2 separate regions of the Homo sapiens genome follow, and region 1 is linked to region 2. Evidence: chromatin loops called from intact Hi-C (ENCODE). Cell type or tissue: mammary epithelial cell. All regions are shown on one strand. Links, peaks and the distances in the headings refer to the core of each region. The heading gives the core; the rest is flanking DNA.

Region 1 (9,378 bases), core at 460-8,459, 620 kb before region 2:
CTTGTAGACAACATTAATTGGGTCTTGCTTTTTTTTTGAGACAAGGTCTTACTCTGTCACCCAGGCTCAAGTGCGGTGGCATGATCTCAGCTCACTGTAGCCTCTGCTTCCCAAGCTTAAGCAATCCTCCCATCTCAGCCTCCTGAGTACCTGGGACTACAGGTGTGCACCATCATCCTCTGCTAATTTTTAAATTTTTCAAAGAAACAAGGTCTCACTATGTGGCTGAGGCTGGTCTCAAACTCCTGGGCTCAAATGATCCTCTCACCTTGGCCTCCCAAAATGCTGGGATTACAGGCATGAGCCACTGCACTAGGCCTGGATCTTGATTTTAAAATTTAATCTGGAAAATTTTGATCTTTAAGTAGATATATTTAGGCCAGGCATGGTGGGTTATGCCTGTAATCCCAGCACTTTGGGAGGCCAAAATGAGAGAATGGCTTGAGGCTAGGAGTTTGAGACCAGTCTGGTCAACATAGCGAGACCTCATCTCTATTTTAAAACAAACAAACAAACAAACAAACAAACAAACAAATAGAAGTATTTAGACTATGTATATGTAATGTAATATTTTATCTGACTTATTTTTTATTATTTTAAATTTATCCCTAATGATTTGTTTTTGTCTCCTTTTATAGTCTACATAGAGTTAATATTTTACTACTTTAAGTAAAATGTAGAAGTCTTACAACCATATAAATCCCTTAACTCCCATTAAAAAATAATTTTCATATATATCTCATCCATGTATATTGGAAACCCAACCAATGTTATAATTTTTGCTTTAAACATTCATACTTATGTTAAAGAAATTAAGAGAAGAAAAGTAATCTATTGTATTTACCCATATTTTACTTTTTTCTTAGTTCTTCATTCCTAAAGTTCCAAAGTTTGCTCTGGTGTCATTAGTCTTTAGACCAAATAACTTCTTCTAGCATTTACTTTAGAGCAGGTTGACTTATGACAAATTCTTAGTTTTCCTTTACCTGATAATGACTATATTTTGCTATCATTTCTCAAAGATATTTTCCTCAATATAGAATTCTGGATTGTCATTTCAAAAAATCACTTTAAAGATGTGCCTTCTGGTCTCCAAGGTTTTTTGATGAAAACTCCATAGTCATTTGAATCATTCTTCTATATATAATGTGGTGTTTTCAAGATTTTTTCCTTTATCTTTGGTTTTCAGCAGCTTGTGATGTGTATAGATATAGTTTTCTTAGAGTTTATCCAGTTTAAGCTTTGTCTTTCATCAAATTTGTGAAGTTTTTGCCACACACATACACACACACATATACTCTACCCTCCCCTATCTTGTTTTCCTCTCTTTCTGCGACTCGCCACTCTGTTAGAACTTCCATGTCATTGGCTCACAGGTACTTGGGGCTCCATTCACTTTATAATATCTTTTCTTCTCTGTTTTTTCTTTTCTTTTTTGTTTTTGAGATGGGGTCTCCCTCTGTGACCCAGGCTGGAGTGCAGTAGCACAATCACAGCTTGCTGCAGCCTTGACCTCCTGGGATCAATCAAACCTCAGGCCTCAGACCCTGATTAACTGGGATTGCAGGCATGTGCCACCACAACCAGCTAATTTTTCTATTTTTTTGTAGAGAAAGGGTCTCAATTTGTTCCCTAGGCTGGTCTCAAACTTTAGTGATTAAGCAGTCCTCCTGCCTCAGCCTCCCAAAATGCTGGGATTACAGGCATGAGCCACAGTACCTGGCCTCTCTCTTTTCTTAAGATTGGATAATTTGTTTACTCATTCTTTCTTCTGACATCTCATTTTCCTATTACACCCATCCAGTGAATTTTTCTATTTTGGATATTGCTTTTGTTAATTCTAAAACAGTAGAACTGAGTAGTTGTGACTGAAGCCATATGGTTTGCAAAGCCTAAAATATTTACCATGTGCCTTTTTATAGGAAAACGTTGCCAATTCCTGCTCTAGGAGATGGGAAACTATTGAGGTGTTTTAAACAGTGAACCAACAAATATATCCCTTTGGCTAGTGTATCAAGCATGGATTTAAGAAGGGGCAAGAGAGAATCAGTAAAACCAGTTAGGAGGCAATCGAAATATCTATGAAATAATGGAGAAAGGCCTGAACTCAAATAGTAGGCGGGATAGAGAGGAGAAGACAGAGTTCTGTGAGGCAAAATCAGCATAAATCACTGAATAGCTATGGGGAAGTAAGGAAGAAGACAGACTCAAGGATAATTCCCTGCTTTCTAGTTTGGTGACTGGGAATATGATGGTTCCTAAAACAGCTAAATGAAAGCAAAAAAGTTATGATTGTTAATTTTATGTGTCAACCTGACTGCACCATGGGTTGCCCAGACAATTGGTCAAACATTACTGTCAGTACCAAAATCTGCATTTGTCAGAGTTCTGTGGGAGATTGTTTCTTTGTTTATTTATTATAGGAAATTAGCTCATGCAATTATGAAGACTGACAAATTCTAAGATCTGCAGTGAGCAAGCTGGAACTCAGGAGAGCTGATGGTGTAGTTCTAGTCCAAAGGCTGGCAGGCTTGAGACCCAGGAAGAGCCAATGTTTGAGTTAGAGTTTGAAGGTAGAAAACAAAAAAACAAAAACAGTGTTTCAGTACAAAAGCAGTCAGGCAGGAAGAAGTGGGGCAGTGGGTGCACGCTCATGGAACTCAATGGTCTCACCATGTTTTCTACCATCCTTAATCAGCTGGCTTGATAGAACAGTGGAATGGCCTTTTGAAGATTCAGTTGCAGTGCCAGCTAGGTGGCAATACCTTTCAGGGTTAGGGCAAGGTTTTCCACAAAGCTATATATGCTCTGAATCAGCATCTAGTACATGGTGCTCTTTTTCTCATAGCCAGGATTTATAGGTTCAGGAATCAAGGGATGAAAATGGGAGTGACACTACTCAGTACTACCCTTAATGACCCACTAGCAAAATGTTTGCTTCCTGTTCCTATGGCCTTATGCTCAGGTGGCTAAGAGATGTTTGTTCCAAAGGGAGGAATGCTTCACCAAGAGACACAACAATGGTTCTATTGAACTGGAAGTTAAGAATGACACTCAGACACGTTGCGCTCCTCCAAGTCAACAGCCCAAGAAGGAAGTTACAGTGTCAGCTGGGATGATCAATCTGGACACCAAGGGGAAATTGGACTACTGCTCCACAGTGAAGGTAAAGAGGAGTATTCTGGAATATAGTAGATCCCTTAGGATATCTCTTAGTATTATCATGCTCTGTGATGAAGGTCAATGGAAAAGCAAAACAACGCAATTCAGACAAGATTATTAATGGCTCAAACCCTTCAGACAAAAGGTTTATATCACCCCACCAGGTAAAGAACCACAAACAGCTGAGGTGCTTGCTGAAGATAAGGGAAATATGTAATGGGTAGTGGAAGAAGGTAACAAGATATGTATACGTGTGCATATGCGTGTGTGTGTGTGTGTGTGTGTGTGTGTGTGTGTTGAATATCTTTGTTTTCCTCCTCTTTTCCCCTTATCATGTAACATAAGATGTATTAACTTTATGTCATAGTATTTAAGTATTGCTAATTTTATATGATAGTATTTAAGTTTTGGTATGTCACAGAGAAGAGTGAACATAGCTCAAAGACATTGCTTCTTCCTCTGTGGAAGGGTTTATTGTGTTTTCTGTTGTACAAAGGACAGTTGTATCAGTGTAGGTGAAATTATGACCATGTTACCATCTTTGTTTGGAGATTAGCATGGTTCAAGTACATGCATATGCATGCCAAGTTGAGAAGGAGTAGACTTGTGCTGGTTAATTTTTTGTGTCAGCTTGACTTGGCCATGGGGTCAAGTTGGTCAAACATTATCTCTGGGACTGTCTGTGAAGGTGTTTTTGGAAGAGATTAACATTTGAATCAGTAGACTGAATAAAGCAAATTGCGCTCCCTAATTGTGAGTGGCCTTCATCCAATGAGTTGAAGGCCTGATTAGTACAAAATGTCTGCCCCTCCTTTAAGAGGGAAATCCTCCTGCCTGACTGCCTTGAGCCAGGACACAAACTTTCCCTGCCTTTATATTTGCACTGAAATATCAGTTCTTCTTGGGTCTCAAGCCTTCTGGCTTTTGGATGAGAACTCAACCATCAGCTCTCCTGGGTCTCCATCTTGTTGACTGCAGATCCTGGGACCCCTCAGCCTCCATCATTACATGAGCCCATTCTTTCTAATAAATCTCTTTCCAAATATATGTACATCCTGTTTGTCTGGAGAACCCTGACTAATACAAGGGTTATTTGGCGGTTTGGGATGATGTAAAGAGATTAAAAATTCAGAGCTGGCCATGATAATTCTGTGCGTCTGTTCTGGAGACAGAAAGCAACCAGTCAAAAAATAGCAGCTGAAACTCAAGAGACTTTGCCTAAAGATACAGATTTAGGAGTGTTCAGTACAGTTCTCAAAACTCAGTGAGTGCACATAATGATCTGTGCAAAGCAGACACTTAAGAGGCATGGTCCTTCAAGAGACTGGTTCTCAAAATGTAGTCCAGAGACTTGCCTTACAAATTCCTGAGATACTAGTTAGGAAAACACATTATTAGATTCCTCCCCAGACAAACTAAGTTAAAACCTCAGGGTCTGGAGCCCAGGAATTTTTGTGGGGGATCTCACCATGTCACCCAGGGTGGTCTTGAACTCCTGGGTTCAAACGATCCTCCTGTTTCGGCCTCCCAAAGTACTGAGATTACAGCCATGAGTCACTGCGCCCGGCCAGGAGTCCTCATTTTTGACAAGCATCCTAGGTGACCGTCACACACACCAAAGCCTGAGGAAGTGTGCACTGCAAGAAGGCAAACTGCTTTCCTGAGAGAGCTGTCTGACAGGGTGCAGGAGGGCCTCGATCACTAGGTGGCGCCAGACGCACATTTACAGTAATTTTCCAGTGCTGTGGCTTCCTCAGCCAGCATAGAAAAGGAAGCCTCATGGGGCTCCTGGGATTTCTGCCAGCACCTCCTCAAGGGGAGTGAAATACAGAGCTAGCAGGCTGACTAAACTGTAGTCACTGGCACTATCAGTCACCCCCACAATGGTCTGCCTGGAAGAGGCTCCAGTTATTGGCAGAGCGTAAATAAGGAGAATTCTCTGCAAAGCCACCCATTTTGAGCCACAGTGATCCAGCAGGCAGTCTTGGGAAGTAATGGTGTGGATTTCCCAAGACCGAGTCAGGGGCAGAGCTGTAAGAGGCCAGGGGTCCCCCCACATCCCAGACCACCACCGTTCCCAGTCAGGGTATCTTCAGAGAGGACAGAAGCAATCCCTTCTTCTGTCCTAGGAGACCTGATGGTGCTGCAATGGTGCCTAACACTGGCTCTGCCTGCCGCCTGTCTCCAGGCTCAAACAGTCTCCCAGCCTCTCACAGAACTAGAAGCTGACCCTTCCTCCACCCGCTGCTTTCCCCCTTGGCCCCCAGCGCCTCACACTTGAGCTGTTTCCACAGCAACGACTTGCATGCACCTCCGAGTCTCCATGACCTCCTACCAATCTGCACATATCCATGCTGGAGCTTCAAGCACTACTGTTGAGAAGTCGCACCCCTTGCCTGGCATTGAGGACCTGCATCTTCTGGCCCTTTGGTATCAGACTATTGGAGCTCCTTAGGCAGAGAAGTGCTGATGGAGGGGGACTGGGGAGTGAAGAGGAAGACCTGGGGGCCACTGGGCCTCTGGACAAGCACAAAGGCTTCTACTGGATTCTCTGGACCAGAGATAGCCACAGGGTCTGAGAGGAAGCAAGTCAGCTCTGTGCCTGGTTAGACTGGCGAGCCCACCCAGCTGCCCCCAACCCATCCGCCTAACACAAAGCCCAAGGGGCATCACTTCTGCTTTTCTCGACACAGAGATTCTCTAGGCCCTGAGACAATCCTTATGGTTATTCTGGCTACCCTCTCTTTCCTCAGGTCCCTATGCCTCAGTCTTGCTCTTCCCATATTCAGGGCCCCAGAAAGCAACCCATAGTCCAGGTAGGGACAGCAGCACTCCTGGGGCCCAGGGCAGGGTGTGGGAATCCATCCTGCAATAACGGGACTTGGTTGCGTTCCCAGAGTCAAGGAAACGACCACTTACAAACTAACAGGAGACAGGCCTGGAGTGGTTCCAAGGCTGGGGAAGGCTGTGGAAGGAAGGACTGGGGTCCTTGAGTCCTCACACCCAGATCCAGGGGCACCCACCTTGTATTGCTACAGCCAGTTCCCTTCTTCTCACATTCACAGCCTGCTCTCCTCAGACATACCACATGTTCCCTCATGTCCATCGCCACCTGGAGGGCCACATCAGACAGCCAGGTGTGCAGGCGCAGGGCTAGGAGGGCCCGAGTCTCCCCTGCCCAGAAAGCCTGAAATGTGAGCCCTATACTTTCTCCCAATGTGATTATACAGTTATACATTTTTTGTCAAAAACATTAATTAATAATTTATAAATTGCCCTTTTTATGATCCCGTTATAGCTTTTATCCATTTCTTTAAAATGTAGCAGAAGCTTCAACAGACAGAAGAGAACTGGGCCATTCTCAAATCGTGAAAGGCCCTGCTGTAGAGGATCCCAAAGAATCCAACATGGAGCAGGTGCTTGGGTAGAAGAGTCTTAGCTTGTAGCTCCTCCTCTCCCCTCCCCTCCTCTCCTCGCTAAGGAAACCTTTTGGGTTAAGAGAAACCCACACAATAAATTCTGGTCTGGCCTGGACTTGGAGCAGCCCAGCTTTCCCTTCACTTTCTCTAGGTGGGTGGGCCAGCTCTTCTCTGACACACAAGGAGGCTGTGGTCCACCCAAGAGGGGCCAGGTCTCACAGCCCAGCTTTCCTGGGCTCAGCAGCAGCTGCCCCGCCAAAATCCACACACAGAAAGCACTGGGGTCACTGCAGAGCCTTCTCCAGGAATAAACTCCTAGGCTGGGCTCAGTCACCTGGGGCACCCAGGTCCTCAGGGTCCCCAAAACACATACACCTAGCTGGGGAAAAATCACAAATCATGGGCCCTGACTTCTGGAGGTAAAAGCTTGGCAAGTAGAAGCAGTCACTGGGGATTCAAAATGTGTCAAAGGGCAGCAACCAGGTCAGGCAGCTCTTTCACTTACTAACATCATAGGCCCTGGGGATCCCAGGGAGGAAGTGATGATAATAATATAATAGCTACCATTTACTTTGTGCCAGTAACAGAGCTAAATGTTTTACAGACATTATCTACTTAAATCCTAACAACCAAACTAGAATTTGGATACTGTTTTTCTCACTCCATAGATAAGGAAAATTGAGGGCTAAGAGAGATTAGGTAAACTTGCTGGCTCACCCCAGAGAAAGGGATGGAGGATTCCAGCCCAGATCTGCCTCCCAAGCTTGTAGCACTAGGGTTTCATAACCTTATTTTTGGGAGAAGTGGGACAATCTCTCTGCCAGCAAGCAGATCGTGAGTGGGTCAATGCTACGAGGCTAAGAGGTGTAGCATTGTCAAGAGCCTAAACTTGACCTACCTTATTCCTGGTTTGAAAATCTGATCCCTCTTGAAATCTCAATTCAAATGCTATCTCTTCTCTTAGCACAAGCCATCTCTTCATTAATTCATTCATCTATCACTTAGCCATTCATTCATTACTTGGTCATTCATTCAGTCATCCTATTTTCAGCTCCTGTGTTGTGTCATGTGCTGCTCTTTGCCTTCAGCCTCTCAAGATAACTAAAAACATGCAAGTGCATTGAGAATCTCAGAGGGAGAGGTCTTCTGGATAGAGAAGGAATGAGGGAAGGCTTCCCCGAGGAGGCATTTGAGCTGGGTCTGGAAGGATGTTTTGGTTTGGTGTGGAAATCCTTCTGATGGAGAGGTTTAAGTAGAGATTTTAGGCAGAGGAAACAGCATACTACTGTTGCAGAACTTTCTCCTTAGTTCAGCTAAAACTGGGCTCTTGTCACATGACCAGGAAAGATTAGGCTTGCGAACACAACAGAAGGGTGAGGAAAATGGAATTTATAGGGCAAAAAGGAAAAAGAAAAAATAACTCTCAGCAAAGTGACAGAGTTCTGCTAGCACGTTTCCCGTCTCATAGATTGAGTCCTTGGTCACCACACAGGAACAGGAAAGGCCAGGCTCCTCCCCACTGCAAATGGCACAAATTTCCTGAGGTTGCACCCCATCCTCCTACTGCACAGGTGGGCATTATTCAGAAAGAATAAACTGGGAAAGGGCGAGCTTCATCCAGAACTGGCAGTCTGGTTTTTCAGCCTTCAGGCTATTTTAGGCTTGAAGGCGGGGTTTGCTGGGGAGTGCAGGGAACCCTTGGCTGCCTCCTGTCTCTATCATTACCCCTTCTAAAGAAGCACCTTTAACTGCTGTTAGAATAAGGATAAGGATAAGCATGAAGATTGATCTTAACTCCTTCCTGCTGACAGGGGGTGCTGTTTTGGGAAAACAGCAGTCAGATCTCCCTCAGAGGCCTATCTAAGGGTCCCTGGCAGAAGAGGCCATCATCCAAGGCTCTGGTTGCATGACTGTTTGGAGTTTGATGGCCTGAAGGTGAGAAGAGACAAACTGGGTTATTAGAAGACATGTATCAAAATGAAACAAAAGGGGTGCTGGTTAAGGAGAGCTAAAAAATTCCAGGGCCTTTTACCAGTTTGTACAGGGATGGGAAGGGGGCAAAAACTTGACTGGAAAAAAAATTTACCTTTTTTCTGGCATGTCAGGTTTCTGGGTTCCCTTCCCCTAGCCCAATTCTAACCAGTTTAAGGTTTGGGAAATTAACTTTTCCTACTTTGGAGGATGCATCCAAAGGAGTGTCCCATAGTATGGAGACACAGTTACTTATCAGTGAAGAGAGGGAAGAGGAGAAAGGAAAAAAGAAGAATTTTTTTTTCAAAGGAGTCCCAGGGGTTCAGGATGCATTCAAAAGGGGTACAGACTGAAGATGAACGGCTATTCATCTAGAAGAATGGGGAGCAAGGCATCCCTGGCTCCCTTCTCTTCCTAATGAATACCTGGGGTACATGAGGGAGGGAAAATGAGGCATTCCTCTTTCTTTTCACCATCCTTTTATCACCAAGTCCCAGTGACCGTGACAGGGTGCTGCCCATGGGTGTCAAAGTGGCTTTCACCCATGTTAACAGAGGGGCCTAAGGGGTGGGAGTATCTGCTCTTACCCACGTACACTGAATCTCTCCTGTTGTCAGTAGCCTTTGAATTCCCTAGATTTCATTTATGCAATGGACACTAGTGTGACCTTTATCCATGAAATGGGAAGCTTGGCTTAATTGGCAGGAATCAGTCACACTTACCTGTACTCTGCCTTTTAACCTCCATTATTGTCTGCCTCTGGATCCCTCAGATCCAATTTTCATTTCTAGGGCTTTGACCAAAAGCTTGGAATTGAGTTCAGTAC
Region 2 (9,378 bases), core at 445-8,444:
GGTGAGTCTCTGCAAGATCCCACTTACAAGGCTGATAGCTGATTACATTCAACCTGAGGGCTCACTAGTGAAAAAATGCCTTCTCCTTGGTGTGTGTGTGAAGTAGGGGGCAGAATTTGTCAAAAACAACAAACGTTTTAACTTTGCAGCAACGTGAAGCAGTGATGAATAGTTGGGACAAACAAAAGACTAACCAAAAACCTTGAAAGAAAAGCTAGGAAATGAAATATCCATGGGGAAGCTTTGAAAAGCCTTGATATATTCCTGGAAATATAGAAGGCCACGCATATGTGTAGGGCTATCTATAGGCTCAGGAAGGTCCTGAAAAGGCCCTAAGTTTTCACCACTGGCTAATCTTGAGATTCTCTACAAGCAGGAATGGAAAGCTAAGGCAGAGTTGTCAACTACCTGGCTAAGTGTTGAAAGCATGCCCTTATACACATATAATAGAGACCTTTGACAAAGATTGGGAAATTTATTCATTCTAGGCATTTGAAGAAATTTGTGTCCAAACATTAGCTAAAAACTAAGCTAATCAAGGAGAACCTTTAGTGGCACTCACAACAAAAAATACAAACTTTACAGAATTAGTCTAGAAAAGTCACAAAACAAACAATAACTACAACAAGTAGCAACAACAAATCATGGGAATAGGAGAGAATCTGATTTCCAGAGTTGTTATATTTTTAAATGGCCAGTTTAAACAAAAAATATGAGACATGCAAAGAAAGAAGAAAGTATGGCCCAAATAGAAAAGTAAAAGAACAAACAACAGAAACTCTCCCTGAGGAAGCCTTGACATTGGACTTAACTAGACAAAGATTTAAAGTCAGCTATTTTAAATATGTTCAAAGAGCTAAAGAAAATTATGTCAAAGAAATGAAGAAAAGCATGAAAACAACATCTCACTAAATGGAATATCAATAAAAAGAAATAAATTATCAAAAGAACCAAATAGAAATTCTGGAATTAAAAAATACAATAGCTGAAATGAAAAATTTACTAGAAGGGCTCAATAGCAGATTTGGGCAAGCAGAAGAAGAATCCATGAGCCTGAATATAATTCAACTGATATGGAATAGAAAAAAAATGAAGAAAAACAAAGTCTCAGAGACTTGCAGACACCTTGCAGACACCATCAAACACAACTGGGAAACTGAGAAGGAAAAGGCGTAACATTTAAACTTAGTGGGATGGAGACAATTGAGATCCTTTTCAACTCCCAAGACAAGTGAGGCAGGAACTCCAAGAGCATCTTTATAAAGAATATTAGGAGTGCTTCCAAGAAAGAAAGACTGGCATCTCATTCCCTAGTTAGATATGAATGTAGGCAGCAAATTTGTTTGTCTTTGTATCTAGCTGAGGAGAGGAAAAGGAAACGAGAGAGAGGTAAGAGAGATCAAAAGTAAAGCATCTGCACTGCCATTTAGCATGGAAAAGTTGTATGAATTCCCCATGGATTAAGTGGCTATATGAAAGACAGTCAGAACTGAGCCACTTTGCTAGAGGCATCTGCTCCAAGATGACTGCCAAGGACTACAGATGCAAGATGATTGGGGTAAACAGCAAAGGGAAGTAGTAACTGTGGTGATGCTATAAAATGTCAAGTCAGAATCAGATTTCCTGTGTCAGGGCCTTAAACACTGATAAATAACTATTAAGTTATGAAATCTGCCCAAGATGACATTAAGTTGTGGACAGTGATCGAAAAAAATGAAACAATTTCATGTTGAAGGCCAGGCACAGTGGCTTACACCTATAATCCCAATACTTTGGGAGGCCAAGACAGGAGGATGAGTTAAGGCCAGGAGTTCAAGACCATCCTAGGCAACACAGCAAGACCTTGTCTTTACATTTCATGCTGATACCACAAAAAAAATTGAAACTTTCAAGAAACTAGTTATATATGTGTGCGTGATGCCAGATATATGGTGATAACAGAACTTTATTTATTTATTTAAAAAATTACTACTAACATGGAAAATTTAGACACAAACCTTTGGCAATGGTGTAGATAAAGTATTTTTGGCAGATGTCCACAGATAGTCTCTTTTATCTTTGGATATGCCATGATCAACTGATGTGAAATTTCGAGATACAGTTTGTGAAGGAACTGCTTTAGAATCCAATTTCCAATAAATTTCAGGTGTTTCCAATAAAAATGTTTGTGTTTTCTGCATTGAACAACAAGAATGAATAAAACCATCACTAAATGTCACATTAATTATTTATTTCTTTAATTAAAGTGCAGCAACTAGTAGAATTCACAACAAAATAAGCAAATTTATCCCTAAATTTATCACTGACTAGATAAGTTTGAATAAGTTACAGTTATCTTCTTTGTCACTTTACTTGTCCATTTAAGATGCAAATGTTATCTGCCCCTGCCTGTCTTCACAGAGCCTCTATGAAAACAAATAAGATATCCTGGAGGTCGTTATTCTTAGCAAACTAATGCAGGAACAGAAAGCCAAATACCACATGGACTCATTTATAAGTGGGAGCTAAATCATGAGAACACATGGACACATAGAGGGAGACAACAAAACACACTGGGGCCTATGGGAGCATGCAGGATGGGAGGAGGAAGAGGATCAGGAAAAATAACTAACGGGTATAGGTTTAATACCTGGGTGACAAAATAATCTGTACAACAAACCCCCATGACAGAAGTTTACCTATATAATAAATCTGTACATGTACCCCTGAACTTAAAATAAAAGTTAAATTTTTAAAAATGAAAACAAATAAGATATCTCAACTCTCTGACCAAAAGTTGAGGATTCTCTTTAAAAAATAAAAAAAAATCTTTACTCCTGGTGGCAAAAAGCCCTAATCTATGGTTCATTACAATAGCCTAAAAGTCAGAAGGAAATCTATTCTAACTTTCATTCGTTCTCTTTCATACATTGATACTTCTTCTTTTTCACCTATAAAAATATCAGCCTTTTCCTATCCACCAGCCTAACTTGCCTCCAAAAGCAAGGAGAATAATTATGAAAGTAAAGAATGAGAAAAATTTTCAGGGAAAAAAACTGAGAAAATGGCTATTTGCTTCAATTCTAAATAAATAAATTGCAAGTTTACTCTAAATACTTGACATTTTTTCAACTCAGTTTCCTCAGTTCTCTTTCACTCTACCTTTGTATACAGCTTCTTTTAGCACCTGACCTAACTTTCTAGTAAAAGCTAGTAATAGTTGCTTTAGTGGGATTCTACATGAAACTCATGCTCATCACTTTCTATTTTACAGTTTCTTTGGTCACCACCATCTCCACGAATACAATCGTGGCAATTATTCATAAGGAAATTGTAAGGAAATTGAGGCATGTTAATTTACTCAATTCCACAGCTAGTTAGCTGTGAAACTCAAATTCCCCTTTTTCTAGAATCGTGTTCTTTCAGTTCTCCTACTGCCTTTCATTGTAGAGCCCTCCTTTACAGGACCATGTTCTTCTGAGAACATCTCTCCTTTCTCTGAATTCTCTAGAGCACACACACACAAAAAGGGAATACAAGGACAAAATTTGAAAGCATGGTGGCTGAACTTTCAGTGCGTTTAAATTAGAGTATAGGATAAAGAGGCAACTACATGTACTATAAAAAAATCATTGAACTAGGAGCCAGGTACATCATATGGTCTTTTCTCCTAGATCTTTCCTATCTTTCCGGATTATTTAAGTAAATCTTCAAGTATCTCCAAGCTTAAATTTATTCATCTATAAATCAAGAGGCTAAATGAGATGGCTTATATCTTTCCTGCGTAATTCTAGTGATCTGTCATTTCATAATCCTTTTTCTAGCAAGTATGAATTTTTTCAGAATTGCATTTCTGTATCCTTTTCCCTACATATTTATACATCATAGTTGATGACAAAATTTTGATGAGAGCAATTTTTTTACTGCTCTCTGGATTCATCAGGGGTAAACTTTGGAACCGCCAAAATGTAACTGCTTTAATGGACAAATTGTTCCTCCCTACAGGTAGGAGAATGACAATTTAAGGTCACTGCACCACCTTGTGGCCATATCTGGAATTTGACATTTCGCTGGTAGCCTAAAGAAAATTCTCATGTGACAATACTGAACTATCCCTTTCCAGAAAATTCACAATTTTCTCTGTTGTATTTTTCAAACAAACATTTATAAGGCATGTGCTATGTCCCAAGCACTATTTTAAATGTTTTACAAATACCATCTCATTTAATCCTCATAACAACTTTAGGAAATAGGTATTATTATTATCCCTTTATAGATGAGAAAATTGAAACACGAAGAAGTTAAGTAACTTGTCCAAACTCAGAAACGTTTGGTAAATTTAACAAGCCTTATGTTTCAGTAGTGTTGGAATAAAGCACAGCAAAAAAAAAAAAAGCCTAGTTAAATTTCTTCATTCATCATTTTTCTCATTTTCCAACATATATATGGTTCATTTTCCAACATATATATCTAGACTCTCAGATAAAATATATGGCATTTGCTAATCTACTTGATAATGGAAACATATAGAATTGTACATGAATCAAAATATCTCTATAAGAATATGTGATACATACTTTCATAATATGAAGACATTCTAAATTTAAAAAAGAATATTGGAGATTAACCAATTTGCTTATATTCATTAGATACTTCCTTAAGTCTATATCTAACCATTCTGCATAATTTTATTATGATTATAATTTCTTCAGATATAATGTTTTCAAGTGTCTAGCACAGTGTCTGGAACATACAAAGCACTCAGTATTCACTCACAGGTTCAGTGCATCTTTCCTTTATTCTCTTTTAACTCAAGTGTAATAAAATATAATGAACTGTTCTCAAACTACTCTGAGTGTCATTTCCTTCCAGTTTAACTATAATCAGAGCAACCTCTGTGGGAACTTAGGAGATTATATCACTATATGTAAAGAAAATTCTTAATCATTTTAACCAAAAATTTGCTAAATCAAAATTCTTCTGCAATGATCCTATATTATCAAATAGGTTAGAAGCTGAGGGGTATTCTTCTTCTCTATGACTGATGTTTCCTTCCATATGTAGGGAGTACCACTAGGGTAACATTCCAAACCTCTTCCTGATTCCTTAGGGGAGAAAAAATTACTTAATGTGATTGGTGAATTTAAAGAAAAGGAGAAGCTGGACACATACAGCTCAGCCTCTTCCTTATTACTCCCCTTGAGAACTATTAGAATTACACATAAATTCTGCTCTTCTCCTTTATACCCTAAGTTTTACAAGAGCAGATGATCAAGTGGGTAGACCTATGCTAGTCAAGCTCTACTTGTGGCAGAAGATAAATTTGTCTAATTTGGGATTTCAAGATTAAGAGATCCTATTGCCTTCAAATATAAACTGCATTCTCCAGTATTTAAAATATTGATACTTTTTAATAAAGTCTTCAATAATAAAAATATTATTTTTATTCTCCCTTGTCTTTCTCAATTGGTTCAGAATATAAGTGAGGAAAACAGGATGTCATTTATTAAGCCCCCTCAAAACCCAAAATTAGACATAATCTAAATAAACTTTAGAATTGTTTATGAAAATATTTTGCCTCTAACATTAAAAAATTCTTAAGAGAGAAACACAGAGGTACCTAATTAAATTAAAACTATAATAAGAATTGTAGAGAAAGACTGAAACCTTCTTTTTTTCTTCTTTTTTGTTTCTGCATTAGACTGAAACCTTCTCCAAATCTCCAAATGACAAAATTTTGAAATTTTTAGCTAAAATGCTTTTGAATTAATAAATAGCAAGAAACAATTTAGAAAATGAAATTGTATGATATATGTAAAATGTTATTTTCCTACTTATAAACAAAAAATCATTTCTAAGTAGAAGTTAGAAAATGAATTGGTATTTTAAAACTATGAGAATTATATGCTCTTACCTTGTCTTTTTTTTCTTTAAGAGTAGCTGTGTTTTCTTTTGCCTCTCTTTTGAGTTTTTCCTATTAAAAATAAATATCAAGTACAAGTAACATAAACATCACAATGATCACAAATGAATATTATCAAAATCTTTCCTAGTAAGTATTAACAAAGAAAGATGACGAACCTCTCAATCTTATAAAGTAATAAAAAGAAAAAAAAGAAAAGTTAGTTCCTTTCTACAGAGGTATTATTTGGTTTTGATTATCTCTTCCTTTATTCTAATCAGTCTCTAGTGTATATCTGTGGACTTTTGAATAAGTCTCTTAAAACTCTGAATCTCAGCTTTCTTATTTGTAAAATAAAGCTAATGGAACAAATTACAGAATGAGAGATACGCACAAGTAACTAAGCTGTGAAAAGTTGCAAAAAGATCTAAAATATTGTGAGCCTTTACAGGCAGAATTAGATTTTTCTATGCATGTTGAGAAAAGGTGCAGTTCAGTTAGACTTTGGGTATGTGTATAGTCAAGATAAAAATGGAAAGGAGAGCTGTGGTCAGAATGGAAAGAGTGATATGCTAATATCATTAGATAGAATTTATTCAGTAAGATAAAAGAAAAGCCTGGCCTACATAAATGAATATGTAGGGTGCCTGTAATATGACAACCATCTGAAGCACAAAATTTTTACAACTCCAGGGAGTATTAGAGGTCTTAGAAAGTAAAAATCTCCAAGTGTGCAGAATTTTAGGCAGTAAAACTCGCCCATGATGTCTATGCCAGTATCTATCCTCACTGAATACCTTGCATACACCATGTTATCTCTCCCATAGCATTGCTCCTAATCACAGAACTCACTTCACTATGAAAGAAGCTGGCTGTAAACTGATGCAATAGTATTTACTGTTCTTATTATGTATCCTATAACCTACCAATGGTTGATCTTCAGTTATAGTGACAATTGGAGTCTACTCTAAGGGGCTGGAATGCTGTCTTTTAGGACAAAGCACATTTTCTAAACCAGCAATATCGTAATGACTCTCAGAATATGTATCTTGGCTTCTAGAGGACAGACGGGAGAAACCATCGCCTACAACTGCACTGTCTCTGCAATTCTGACTTTTCCTCGTCTGGAGATCTTGGTAAAGTCTCTTCTAATATAATATATGTTTCCAAGGTATGAAACAGCTCATACAAGAATGCGTATCTTTAGTGGTAGCTAAATAATCATCAGTTCCCTTAAACCAAAGAGATGGCCAGACCACTAAGGTTCCTATTTAATCTGAATAAGTAAGATATTCCTATAATACGGCCTGGCAAACAGAGAGTTGACTTGATCACCAGAGTAGAGAATGACAACCTTGTAACCAAATTTTGGATCTAAATAAACGTATCAGCCTATAGCCTTTTGAATAAAAAGGAAGCCTGGTACTCTAGTGGAAAAGTTCTGAAATAATATCACAAATACATACTGCATCCTTCCTACTATCTTGTGCACCAAGGATTAAAATATTAAGACATGGGTAATTGCACATCAACTAACATTAATTATTGGGAATCTATAATGCCACTATTTTTTCACTGGTCAGAGTGCAAGCATATCAGCATCAAGCAATAATTAGAATTTTATCAGAGTCTACTTCATGGTGAGCCCATGGAACCATAAACCTATCTTGTGCTCATTTTTTTAGATTCTAAGAATATAGTTTGAACAAACTCAATAAAAGGAATAATCCCCATGTTTGTTCTGACCACAGAGTCACAGAGTAAGAGATTTTAAAGTTGAAAGGACCAACTTTGAATCTCTCTCTCCATATCAAGATAGTAAACAAATTTCACATTGCTAGGCAGAGATTAAGGCCCCATCAAATTAATGAAAGATATAGGAAAAATGATTTATCATAATCCCAAAAAGCCAATCTATTTTAATTAGAAGTTAAGACAGTCATCTAGTAACAGTTTCCTATACCAATGGGCTTATAGGTAAAGTGGGGATTGTCATATTGACTGAGAACTTGGAAAAAAGTTGCATATAAAAGATGAGCTGAATCTATGTAAATATAAAGCTCAAGTTAAAGAGATACAGGAATCATAGTGAAATAATAGAATATACATTTTTATCAATCTTGACAATGTAAAATAATAAATACTAAAATTGTATATGTAGGGCAATATGAAACAGGAGACAGTATTAGATACATTATTTTAAAATATAAAGGTAATCAATAAACTAATTTAAAAGACTACATATACCTTCCAAATCAACCAAAGTAAGACACACACACACACACACACACACACTTACTTTAGAGAATAAGAAAGAAAATATGTAGTGAATATGTAGTGAAAAATAAGATGACAAAAACATTATTAAGATATATAATCAATGAAGAGTTAATATCCAGAATCATAAACAACTCCTACAACTCAACAACACAAAAATTGGATTAAAATTATTATTAACCCAATTCAAAAATGGGCAAAAGACTTGAATAATCAAACCACCAAAGAAGATATACAATGTCCAACAGGCATATTAAAAATAGTCACCATTGCTAATCATATGAGAAATGCAAATCACAGCCACATGAGATATTGCCTACACACATTAGGATGGCCACTATCAAATGAATAGGAAATAACAAATGCTGATGTGGATGTGGAGAAATTAGAATCCTTATGCACTGCTGTGTGGGAATGTCAAATGGTACAGTCACTACAGCCAATATAGAGGTTCTCAGAAAATTAATGATACAGTTGCCATATGATCTAAGAATCCCACTTCTGGAAATATATCCAAAAGAATTCAAAGCAAGATTTTAAAGAGATAGTTGCACACTCACATTCATTACAGCATTATTCACAATAGCAAGAGGTAGAAGCAACTCAAATGTCCATCAAAAGAAAAATAATAAGGAAAAGATGGTATACACATATAATAGAATATTATGCAGCCTTTAAAAAGGGCATCCTGTTACATACTACAACATAGATAAACCTCGAGGACATTATGCTAAGTGAAATAAGCCAGTCACATAAGCACAAATACTGTATGATTCCACTCATATAAAGTATTCAAAATCAGAAACAGGATGTGCAAAGGTGGTTGCCAAGGACTGGGAGGAAGAGGAAAAGGGAATTCGTGTTGAATGGGTATAGACTTTTAGTTTTACAAGATGGAAAACTACTAGAGATCTGTTGCACAACAGGATGAATATACTTAACACTGCTGAACTGTACATTTAAAAAGTGTTAAGATGGTGCACTTAATGTTATATGTTTTTATCACAATAACAAAGTTAAAGTACAAACCATTCAACTTATGCATATCAACATAAAAGTGCTAAATAAAATATTGGCCAGCATTATCTAACATCACATTTTAAAAATACATCATAACCAAATAGAGTTTATTACAGAAACACAAGAATAAATCAAAACTGATACATATCATATCAACAAATACAATCAGGAAAACTAGCCTATTAGTCAAAAAAAGACTC

Evidence for each region. Hi-C counts contacts between places; a loop is a spot of excess contacts. Peaks named below come from ENCODE experiments on the same cell type or tissue, not always from the same donor. Only the 100,000 strongest peaks of a DNase experiment are listed, where the experiment ranks them.
Region 1: a loop joins it to region 2, with 20 times the contacts of the local background. A loop is called at or near these places in 55 of 110 quality-filtered maps.

Annotation. Positions count from the first base shown.
Region 1 is chr1:115,591,501-115,600,878 of GRCh38, reverse strand. No RefSeq gene overlaps it. Among named protein-coding and RNA genes, the nearest start is that of VANGL1, 46 kb to the left of the region's middle. RefSeq lists an enhancer at 4,717-5,011. In mammary epithelial cell, for the core only: a CTCF peak has its summit at 4,864 (motif pointing right); a DNase peak (open chromatin) is centred at 4,948.
Region 2 is chr1:114,974,132-114,983,509 of GRCh38, reverse strand. SYCP1 (synaptonemal complex protein 1) reads right to left here. Exons shown (of 32, transcript NM_003176.4): 28 at 5,894-5,953; 29 at 1,998-2,174. Among named protein-coding and RNA genes, the nearest start is that of TSHB, 51 kb to the left of the region's middle. In mammary epithelial cell, for the core only: a CTCF peak has its summit at 4,023 (motif pointing left); no DNase peak of the experiment used is centred there; H3K27me3 peaks cover 459 bases.